Regions from separate parts of the Mus musculus genome. Here region 1 is linked to region 2. A link is a loop called in an ENCODE intact Hi-C map of the cell type or tissue named here. Cell type or tissue: heart. All regions are shown on one strand.

What was found. A loop is a pair of places that touch in the nucleus more often than their neighbours do. Peaks named below come from ENCODE experiments on the same cell type or tissue, not always from the same donor. Only the 100,000 strongest peaks of a DNase experiment are listed, where the experiment ranks them.
Region 1: it touches region 2 in a loop (1.9-fold over the local background); 1 of 42 quality-filtered maps calls a loop at or near these places.

The regions. Positions count from the first base shown.
Region 1 is chr4:156,195,513-156,200,512 of GRCm38, reverse strand. It overlaps Agrn (agrin), which reads left to right and starts at 3,025. Exons shown (of 36, transcript NM_021604.3): 1 at 3,025-3,299. The coding sequence starts at 3,093. It overlaps Isg15 (ISG15 ubiquitin-like modifier), which reads left to right. Exons shown (of 2, transcript NM_015783.3): 2 at 447-1,089. The coding sequence ends at 929. Gm46878 (a long non-coding RNA gene) reads right to left here. Exons shown (of 4, transcript XR_003955191.1): 4 at 1,010-1,995. In heart, a CTCF peak has its summit at 2,517; DNase peaks (open chromatin) are centred at 2,442, 3,142 and 4,172; H3K4me3 peaks cover 2,878 bases; H3K27ac peaks cover 2,880 bases.
Region 2 is chr4:156,031,194-156,036,193 of GRCm38, reverse strand. Ttll10 (tubulin tyrosine ligase-like family, member 10) reads left to right here. Exons shown (of 12, transcript NM_001368641.1): 10 at 1-57; 11 at 355-448; 12 at 743-1,359. The coding sequence ends at 1,281. It overlaps Gm16008 (predicted gene 16008), which reads left to right and starts at 4,532. Exons shown (of 5, transcript NR_169176.1): 1 at 4,532-4,616. In heart, CTCF peaks have their summits at 2,272 (motif pointing right) and 2,476 (motif pointing right); DNase peaks (open chromatin) are centred at 2,623, 4,083 and 4,483; H3K4me3 peaks cover 2,541 bases; H3K27ac peaks cover 1,581 bases; H3K27me3 peaks cover 2,139 bases.

The DNA of each region.
Region 1 (5,000 bases), 160 kb before region 2:
GCCCAGAAGGCTATCTTTATGGGTGAACTGAAACAATGTGATGGTTGTGGGACCCTTTAGAACCGAGGCCTCCGTATCATATACCTGGATGGTTCCCCTAATAGAGGAGAGGATGGGGTGGGGGTGGGGGGGGACATGGATGGACGTGGGGGCTGGCCCTGTGACTGGTGCTTTGCATGTAGTAACTCCCAGCCAAAGTTGCTAAGCCGGTGGTTCTCAGCCAAAGGATTCAGGAACCTTTTGGGGGCCTGAATGACCTTCTGACAGGAGTCGCATATCAGATATCCTGCATATAGCAAAACCAGTTATGAAGTAGTGATGAAAGCAGTTTTATGGTTGGGGGTCACTACAACTCCAGGAGCTGTATTAAAGAATGGAAACATTTTATTAGAGTCATAGCATTAGGAGGGTTGAGAACCACTCCTAAATCCATGTGATGCTTGCAGGCCTGGGACCTAAAGGTGAAGATGCTGGGGGGTAACGATTTCCTGGTGTCCGTGACTAACTCCATGACGGTGTCAGAACTGAAGAAGCAGATTGCCCAGAAGATTGGTGTGCCGGCTTTCCAGCAGCGCCTGGCCCACCAAACTGCAGTGCTCCAGGACGGTCTTACCCTTTCCAGTCTGGGTCTGGGTCCCAGCAGCACAGTGATGCTAGTGGTACAGAACTGCAGCGAGCCTCTGAGCATCCTGGTGAGGAACGAAAGGGGCCACAGCAACATCTATGAGGTCTTTCTGACGCAGACTGTAGACACGCTTAAGAAGAAGGTGTCCCAGCGGGAACAAGTCCACGAAGACCAGTTCTGGCTGAGCTTCGAGGGAAGGCCCATGGAGGACAAGGAGCTGCTGGGGGAGTATGGCCTAAAGCCCCAGTGCACAGTGATCAAGCATTTGCGCCTGAGGGGTGGGGGAGGGGACCAGTGTGCCTAAGGCCCCCATCCAGAGCCAGTGTTGGTTATAAAAGATGATGGGGGGGGGGGTATGGAGGACTTTTGGGATAGCATTGGAAATGTAAACGAGGAAAATACCTAATTAGAAAAAATATCAAAAAAAAAAAAAGATGATGCAATAAAAAGCTCTGCCTCTTGTTTGCTTGTCCCTCTCCAGAAATGCCCTTCTATCCATGGTGAGAAGGCTCTGGGTTGCCAAGTTAAGAGACAAGGATTTCACAGTGAGAGCCTAGTGAGGAAATGCCCCTTCCAGACCCTTTGAGTAATTAATTCACTTCTGGAGAAAGACACTTTTGCTGGGACCCAGTCCTTAGTCTCAGCCAGGCCCTAAAAATGTCCCCATGTCTACATATGGCTCAGGGACAGGTTAGGCCAGTTTCTACCAGTAGCAGGATGAGGCTCCTAATGGAACCAGTGAACTGCTGAGATCCTTTGGGAACAGTGAAGGAATGTTCTTACCTGGGTAAGCTGTGAAGGAGGGTGATGTGTTCTTTTGTATGTGTTCCTAGTCCCACCTGCACTAGTTCACAGAGGGTAGGATGGGGTCTCACCATTCAAATCAGCCACCTGCTGTTTAGGACATGGTAGTTAGCAAGTACACCTCATCCTCATCGGGGCTATAAAGAGGCCACTATAGGCAGGTTAGATGGGCACAAGTAATTGGAGGCTCATCTGTCCACAAAGGACATCATGTCTCAGATAGGAGGCACCCAATTTGAAAAAGCTTCACCCCCCTTTCTGCCTGATGGCTCTTTGTCTTTTCCTCTATCAGCTTACTCGGGCCTTTGAGTGCGCTTAGGGCACAAGCAAGTCAGTACAAGTCCTTCTGTGGTCCTTCAGACCTTTAAGAGAATTTGAGTGGAACCTCAGAAGACCCCCTTCTGGTTGGTGTGTTTGTGCTTATCTGGATTAGGTGATGCCAGATCTAGCAACGCTGGAGCCCACTGTGTAGATGCGACCTCAAATCTGGGTCCAGAAGGTGGAGTCTTTCTCAGGAGGAAGAGCTGCTGACACTCACACTTCACTCTGGCTTCTGGCTCAACAGCCTATGGAAGATAGCATAGTGTCTTCTCTCGTTTTTTTTTTGTTTTTTTTTTTTTCCAAAATTTTTTTCTTCACTTACATTTCAAATGCTATCCAGAAAATCCCCTATCCCCCCCCCCCCCACCCATTCTCTCGGTTTGTTTGTTTTGTTTTTGGTTTTTTGAGACAGGGTTTCTCTGTGTAGCCCTGGCTGTCCTGGAACTCACTTTGTAGACCAGGCTGGCCTCGAACTCAGAAATCCACCTGCCTCTGCCTCCCGAGTGCGCCACCACCGCCCTGCGCGTTCTTTCAACCTCCTGTAGGTCTAGTGCTAGCTTGGCTCCCGGGGGCCTCGGTTTATATCCTGCACTTAGCCAGGCCAAGCTGGGGAAGCTCTGGTCCACAGAGGGAGAGACGGAGGGGGCGGGGACGGTTCTGTAGCAAGACTGGAGAAGACTTAAGTCCACAAGGAGCATCACACTGGGCGGGTCTGGGCGCATTCGGCACAGTCACCGCTGACCGGCCATCGGCAGGGGGCGTGGCCTGTGGTGGCACCGGGACAGCCGCGGGGCCCTCTGCGCGCAGCCCTAGCGTCAGGCTGGGGAAGGGAAGGTCCGGCTCCGCCAGCGTCTCCTGTGCAGACCGGGCGAGCCCCTTGGAATTCCCAGCACGTCGCCCCTCGATTATACATCAACCTGACTTCAGCTGCATTTCCCGGTGGGAGGACAGTTCAGGCGGACGGGGGAGGGGCCCCGGCGCGACGCCTCCCCCTCCCCCAAGGCGGCCACCCACCCACCCACCCGGCCGAGCCCCCGCCCCAGCTCGGCGGGCGCCGCAGTCTCCGGGCTTTGTTCGCTGCCCGCGCGGGTCGCAGGGAGCGGGGGGCGGGCTGAGCCCTCAGGGGGCGGGGCGGGGCCGCCAGTCCCCGCCCAGTCCCCGCCCCGTCCCCGCCCAGTCCCCGCCCCACCCACGCCGTCCCCGCCCCGTCCCCGCCCAGTCCCCGCCCCACCCACGCCGTCCGCCCTCCCTCCTCCTCCGCCGCGCTGCGGTCCAGTCCTGCCCCCCGAGCGGTCCGGCCCGCGCGCTCTCCCGGCTCCCTCCCGCCGTTCCGGGCTGCGCCATGGTCCGCCCGCGGCTGAGCTTCCCGGCCCCGCTGCTGCCGCTGCTGCTGCTCCTGGCGGCGGCCGCGCCAGCCGTGCCGGGCGCCAGCGGGACGTGCCCGGAGCGCGCCTTGGAGCGGCGCGAGGAGGAGGCGAACGTGGTGCTCACCGGCACAGTGGAGGAGATCCTCAACGTGGACCCGGTGCAGCACACCTACTCCTGCAAGGTGGGCCCCGGCCGGACCCCACGAGACCCAGCCCTCTGGATTCCCAGCCCGGGGCTCCTCTCCCCCGTGGTCCCCGTCCCCGAGGCCCGCCCTTCGCGTGCCGGCCGCCCCGCTGCGACCCCGTCCCCAAGCCGTGGGAACGAACCCGGCACGTTTCTGCGGCCCCAGCTGGAGCTCCCTCGGCGACCGCCGAGCCTCCGGGGGGGGGGGGCGCTCGGGTCCCGGAAAACTCCGCCGCTCGGTGCGAAAGTTACTGCGGGGCCGCTGTGGCTCCTTTCACGGCGTCCAGGCCCCGGTTGCTGTCGTGCCCGCCCCCACCCTTGTCCAGAGCCCCTCTTTCTTGTTGGGAACAAGTGTACACCTTCGCCAAAAGGAACGAATAGGGCTCGGGGAGGCACGAGGGGGGACGAAGTCGACCTGTGGCGAGGCCTTTACCAGGGCGAGGGGTGGTCTGCAGGGAGTCAGGGGTGTGTGGTCTAATCTGCAACCCGGGGAGCCTGCGTAAGGTGCTGCAGCGAACGCGTGTCCGAGCCGGAGCAGAGAAATGGGCAGAGGGCTGTGGCTGAGTTTCCTGTGCTCGAGGCGCAGGGGCTCAAAGGACTGGGTTTCTCCTGCCATACGGTAGAATTAGCTCTGTTTCAACTGCAGCTGAATTTGAGAGCACCTTGGAATAGGTATGGGGTCGATACCCTCGGAATATCCGTTGCTGGTTCTCCTCGTCCCTCAAATCGCTTCGCTGGAAACAGGATTTGTTCTTACTCTTTGGGAATGAGAAGGATGGTGACTTCCTTCAGAGTACCGTGTGTTCATGGGATCCCCCCGCTGGGCCCCCTCCTCTCCCTGCCGAGGCACTTTGCCAAGTCCCTGCAGGATTTTCCCGACTTCCTCCCCGCTGCTCCTGGGTGTGGCTGGGGTGGGGGAGGTGTGAGAACTGTGAGCTTTCCCCCTTTGGGTTATCTCCCACAATAGTTGGGGGTGGGGGGCGCAGGTAGATAAAGTTCTTTAGGTGCTGCAAGTCTTAGGTGTCTCGCAGGAGCTAGGCAGGTGGAAAAGCTGCCCATTGTCTTTTTTGCTCCCTCCATTCCAGAACCCCAAATCCCCAGAGCGCCTCAATAAGGGGCTCCTTCCTAGAAATCCTTTCCAAAAAGTGTCTGGGGGCCCTGGACTTATCCTGTGGGCGCTGCGGGCTACATCTTCCAGCCATGTCTGTCAGAAAGGGTGCCCTCGGGGCCCTAAATAAGGAGGTGGAGGGTGGGGCTGACTTGCATTGCCCAAACTTGACTTTGTGGCTCAGAGCTGCCTCGCTGCACAGACTCAGGCAGACTATGGAGCAAAGAAGTGGGTCTTTACTTCCTGGGAGAGGTGTTGGCCCACACAAGGCTGTGAAGATCCCAGCTGGGATCTTGCTCTTAAGTCCTTTCACCTAAAGTGTCTGGTCCTGACTGGACCCTTAGAGTTGGACTTGGGCTGGATAGACCTGAGGTGGGACAATTGTTAGATGGTTAGATGATTGTTAGCCTTCTTATGTCATCCTGAATCCAGTAGGTGTCTACTGCACTGCAGCCTTGGAACATCTCTGCCCAAGGCTGGGGTTCACTGTGCACATTGGCTTGAGCTAGTGAGACCAGAGAGGGGGAAGGGTCCAGGTGTCCAGCCTGCAACCCTGTCCTCATAGGACCAATACACTTTTACTTCCATGTC
Region 2 (5,000 bases):
AAGCTGGGCTACTTTGACCTCATTGGCTGTGACTTCCTGATTGATGAAAACTTCAAGGTGCTGTCTTGGGGAGAGGAGGTCCGGTAGGGAGGTGCAGGGAGGTGGGGCCCTTGCGCGCTCTGAGCACATAAGCGTGCCCAGTGGCTGGACTCAGATCTAGATTTGGATGTGCACAAAAAGCTGGTCTCCTGCTGGAACTGAGCAGCTCCCACGATCAGTCTTAACTCCTTGAGCAAACAAGGGGAGCAAAGCCATTAATCTGCCCGGAATCACTGGGCTCATTAGGGACCAGAGCCCCAGCTTCTTAACAGCAGTAGGTGGGTAGAGAATGGTGCTGAGCACTGTCTGCCACAGGTGTGGCTGCTGGAGATGAACGCCAACCCTGCCCTGCATACCAACTGTGAAGTCCTGAAGGCAGTGATCCCCGGAGTGGTTATAGAGACCTTGGGTGAGCTCTGGGCAGCCCCACACCACAACTTTCCCATATGCATCCCCCCACCACCCCCAGTTCTGGGCACCCCGTCCTACTTGCCTCCAAGTTCAGACTCCACAAGTCTGGTTTTCTAGCGCTCCATAATCTGTATGGCAGCCAAGCCCTCTGCTCACACTTTGTCATTTCTCCCACCTACAGCCAGTCCCTCGTGAACCCCTCTCCTCCTCCCGTGTTTCTAGACATCCAGAGGTTGCTGGCCCCAAATTGCCCTCTCACCATTCACCTTGTCGCTCCCTTGCCTTCCCACAGACCTGGCGCTTGAGACCTGCCAAAAGAGCTTGCACAGTCAGAAGATGCTGCCTCTGCTGTCACAGCGTCGCTTTGTGCTCCTTTACAACGGGGAGACTACGGACTTGTGGCCGCGCTTGGCGAGCTCGCGCCCACTTAACCGCTTGCCTAACCCTCACCCTAACCCTAACCCTAACCCTCACCCTCACCCTCACCCTCACCCTAACCCTAACCCTCACCCTCACCCTCACCCTAACGCTAACCCTCACCCTCCCCGGCCCACCTGTGAAGCCGCATCCTCTGCGCTTTCCTCCGCACGGGCCGCTATCTCAGAACGGCCTGGTGCACGCAAGTCGATGCCCTCCAGGGGAGCTCCCGTGTGCACACCCCGCAAATCGCGGCTGTCTGACTCGAGCGGTAGCTCCATAGCGGAGTCTGAGCCCTCTCTCTGTTCTGGGTCCCTGGAAGGCAGCAGGGACACAGCCCGGGAACCCTCCCTGGGTCCGCCCGAGGAGGAGCGCGAGGAGGAACAGAGAAGTACGAGCCATCGAGGCTCCTAGCAGCCGCAGCATCCAGCGGCCCTGCACCTTGCTGTGCCCTCTCCGGGACCTATAAAAGCTACTTTGTGACAAACGCAACCTCTAGAAGCCCGTCCCGTCTGGGCGCCCCCCAGCCCTTCTGCCCCCGCTTCTCTATTTGCTCCGTGGTTGTCCTTAGAGGAAGGAGAGGGAAGCGTGCAGAATGGGAATGCGTCCTTCCGGTCCCACTGACCTCCTTTTCCTTCTCTGGGGCAGCCCAGCAAATCCTGGGTCCCCATGCTCTGTGTTTTTCATTCTGTATGATCCTCCTGAAACTCCATGGCCTTCATGACCTCTGCAACCTGGCACTGGGACCCACCCACTGTCCCATGGAGTCCTTAGGAAAGGTCTTGGATGCCCTTGGAACTCTGGAAGCCCCACCTTACCCCATTACTATTCTGGTTCATCCTTACCCTGCCCAACACCTTCCTTCTGGCCTTTCAGACACTTTGTGGAATAGCCAAAGCCGCCATTTCCCTATAAATGCCCTGGAACCTGTCAGGCATTAGAGGCACAAAGGAGCTGGCTGTGAGAGGGCAGTTCCCAGGGATGTCGACTCTTATTAGTGATTAGTGCATTCTCTAATGTTCGCGCTCCCAGTTAGCACGGGGTTTGAAAGGAGAGCACTGACCGTCTCAAACCTCTGAGGTGTCCACATCTTACACCAAAGCAGCCAGGACACTGTAAGTCCATCCAGCCAAACCCTGTCCTATAAAACTCCAAAGAGGACCAAAGAGGGCCAAAGAGGACCACCCACAGGTTTCCAGGTCCTTCCCAGCCTGAATCCTCTCTTGCATATATATCCAAGGTGGCAGATGCCTCTTCCTAACCCTTCTGACCTTTAGTTAGTCCTAAGCATCAAAGTGGGAGGAGTGCCAGACTAGTCCCTGTTCTTTTATTTATTTTTATATCTAATAACACTAAATGGCACTATATTCAGCCTCACCAGAAGAGGGCGTCAGATCTCATTATGGATGGTTGTGAGCCACCATGTGGTTGCTGGGATTTGAACTCAGAACCTTCGGAAGAGCAGTCAGTGCTCTTAACCACTGAGCCATCTCTCCAGGCCATCCCTGTTTTGTATTGGAGCAAAATCTCTCAGTGGATAAGGAAATCTTCCTGGCACAGTAGTCTCAACTGTGGCACGGTTTCTAAGCTACAACTGCCTGGCCACCACTAGAGGGCTCTGTCTACAGCCACTGCTCTGGCAAGGAACTGAGGCTACAAGAGGCAAAGTGAGGTCACAGAGGAAATGATCGTGGAGACCTTACTTTAGTTTGTGAACATCCCACGTTTCTCCACCCCCTCCACAACCCTTCTCCATTCAGACCGCCTGTCCCATGCCAGGTGTTTCAGTCTACTCTTCCAAGTCCAGTCTTCCTGTTGTGGCCTAGAGCATGAAGTGCAAGGTGACCAAGTTCAGTGTCTCCTATAACCGATTGTGGTTCCTCTTGGAAAGAGCCTGCCCCAGGCCTGTGAGTCTCTGGGTATCTGACGTCCACCGAGGCTAGGAAAATGAAGACTAGTCTCCCTAGGGCCTTGGGCTGTTAGTGAGGTCAGGGCAACATTTCTGCAGGCTTCCATGGTGCTACATAGCCATGCCCCTTGGAGACACCTGTCATTGGATTCTCAACTGTGCCACCTCCGAGTTCTATTTTCTATAGCCTCACAGTTCCTTGACCAAGTCAGAGCTGTGTCCCTTGATGGCATTACCAGTGTCATAAACATTTCTGGTCTCAGCTGCTACATGGAGCTGCAGCCCTGCCTCCCGCCCCCTCCCTCCCTCGGGGTGGTGGTAAGATGTCAGCAGAAGTGACAAAGCTCTCAGGAAGGAGATGCTTCCACTGCTGCTGTGGGGACACGGAGCCTCTACTAAGATCCTGATGTGATAAATGCCCATTGGCAGTAGCCTATCTGGTTCAAGCAGGGCCTCTGCCAGCCATGGGCTGTCCAAGGGCTTGGGCTACCTGCTACCCTTCATTCCTGGCAGCTGCAGAGCATGTCAATGAATAAACATTTCAGATCTGTTGCTGCTCACTCACCCCACAGGAGTAATGGCCCCATCTACTCTCTCCCAGGTCCCCAAGCCCTTAGCCTACACGTAAGTCTCCAGGAGCCCTGAGTTTAGGACAGCATAGAGCTCTAAGGAGTGAAAAGCTGTAGGGCATTTGAGCATCTAGCCACCTGGCATTCCTCCATTAGGAATACAACAATATGGCAGAACCAAGGCTTAGGAGCTGATAGTTGTATCAAGACTGGTCTGGCCTTACATTGTCACTGGGGTTGGTGATCCAAGGAGAATAGAGCTCCTGACAGCTTACTGTGCCTGCCAACCCTCCTCTCTCTCTCTCTCTCCTCCTCTCCTTGGAGGGAATCCTGTGGTCCTACCAGTAGAGTTGTCAAGAAGTTTCCTCCACCACAAGACACTGGGGAATTGAGCTGTTCACCCTCTCTCTCCTGTTGTCTCTGCAGCCAGCACAGACCTTTACAACACACACACACACTTAAGCCTGCCTTAGTCAGGGATCTGGCGTCTGCCTAAGGGACAGTCTCTGGGATGTGAGCCCAGCCCAGTACAGGGAAGACCTAGAGGTTTGTAGTGCCAGCTAGTCAGTGGGAGCATAGCTCAGCAGCCAGGGACAGTCATTACCCACCTACCCCTCAAGGTCTCTAGACAGCTGCCAGGAGCCTGGAGTTGGGGGAAGGGTTGCTGAGTTGTAAAAGGAAGAGGCATCTCATATGTCAGGCTGGGGCATGTTCCACATGAAGAATAAGAAGTGAGAGGGTGGAGGCTGGGCAGGAGCCACCAGCTGTGGCCGGAAGCATTTCTGGGAACTGAGATGGCCTCTGAGCCTTTATCTGAAACTGAACAAAACTTACAAAATCAAGGTGAAGGTGCGTGCGTGTGCGTGCGTGCGTGCGTGCGTGCGTGCGTGTGTGTGTGTGTGTGTGCGTGCATGCACGCGCGCGCTCGCTCTCGTGGTTTTCGGGAAGAACTGGAGAGCACCTACTGTGGGGTAGTGGTTTCTGGGAATTGCAGCAAGACTTTCCTCCTGCTGGACTAGGCCAAGCAGAGCTACAGGGTAGCAGCTTGTGTTCTCATGCTAATGTTGGCTGTGCCCCCCACCCCCACGTAGGACTAAAGGAAGCCTGTTCCCCGTTGGTTTTTTGACTGGTCAATAAAGTTACCGGTGGCCAATGGCTGGGCAGGGAGACAGAGGCGGGACCTTTAGGATCCCTGGGAAGGGACTGAGGAAGAAGAGGGGATTTGGCCAGGAGCAGAGGGTAGGAGACGGACCACCCTGGAAACATGGCATGTAGGTACAGGGGGAAAGTGGCCCCAGGGAGGGTTGCCCGGCAGGACCTAGGGCAGCAAAGGTGAAATATAGATTGTTAAGTATTAACGCATGAACGTTGGAGGGCTGTGTGTGTGTAAGCCATTTGGAGTTAGGGAGTGGCCTAGCCATTGACCTGCTTAGGGCACATTAAAAATAAGGCTGCGTGTGTATCTTTCTTTCTGGATTTTAGTGGGTGGTCAGAAGCACACAGGCACCCATCCGGGAGGGGCGTTTAGAACGGATTAACAACCTACTGCTACACTACACCTAGCTGTTGTGGTTGCCAGCCTATGCAGATGGGCAAGTACTTCAGGAGGAGGGTGCTGAAGTGGTCTCTGTTTGGATGGTAGGAGGTTTCTGCAG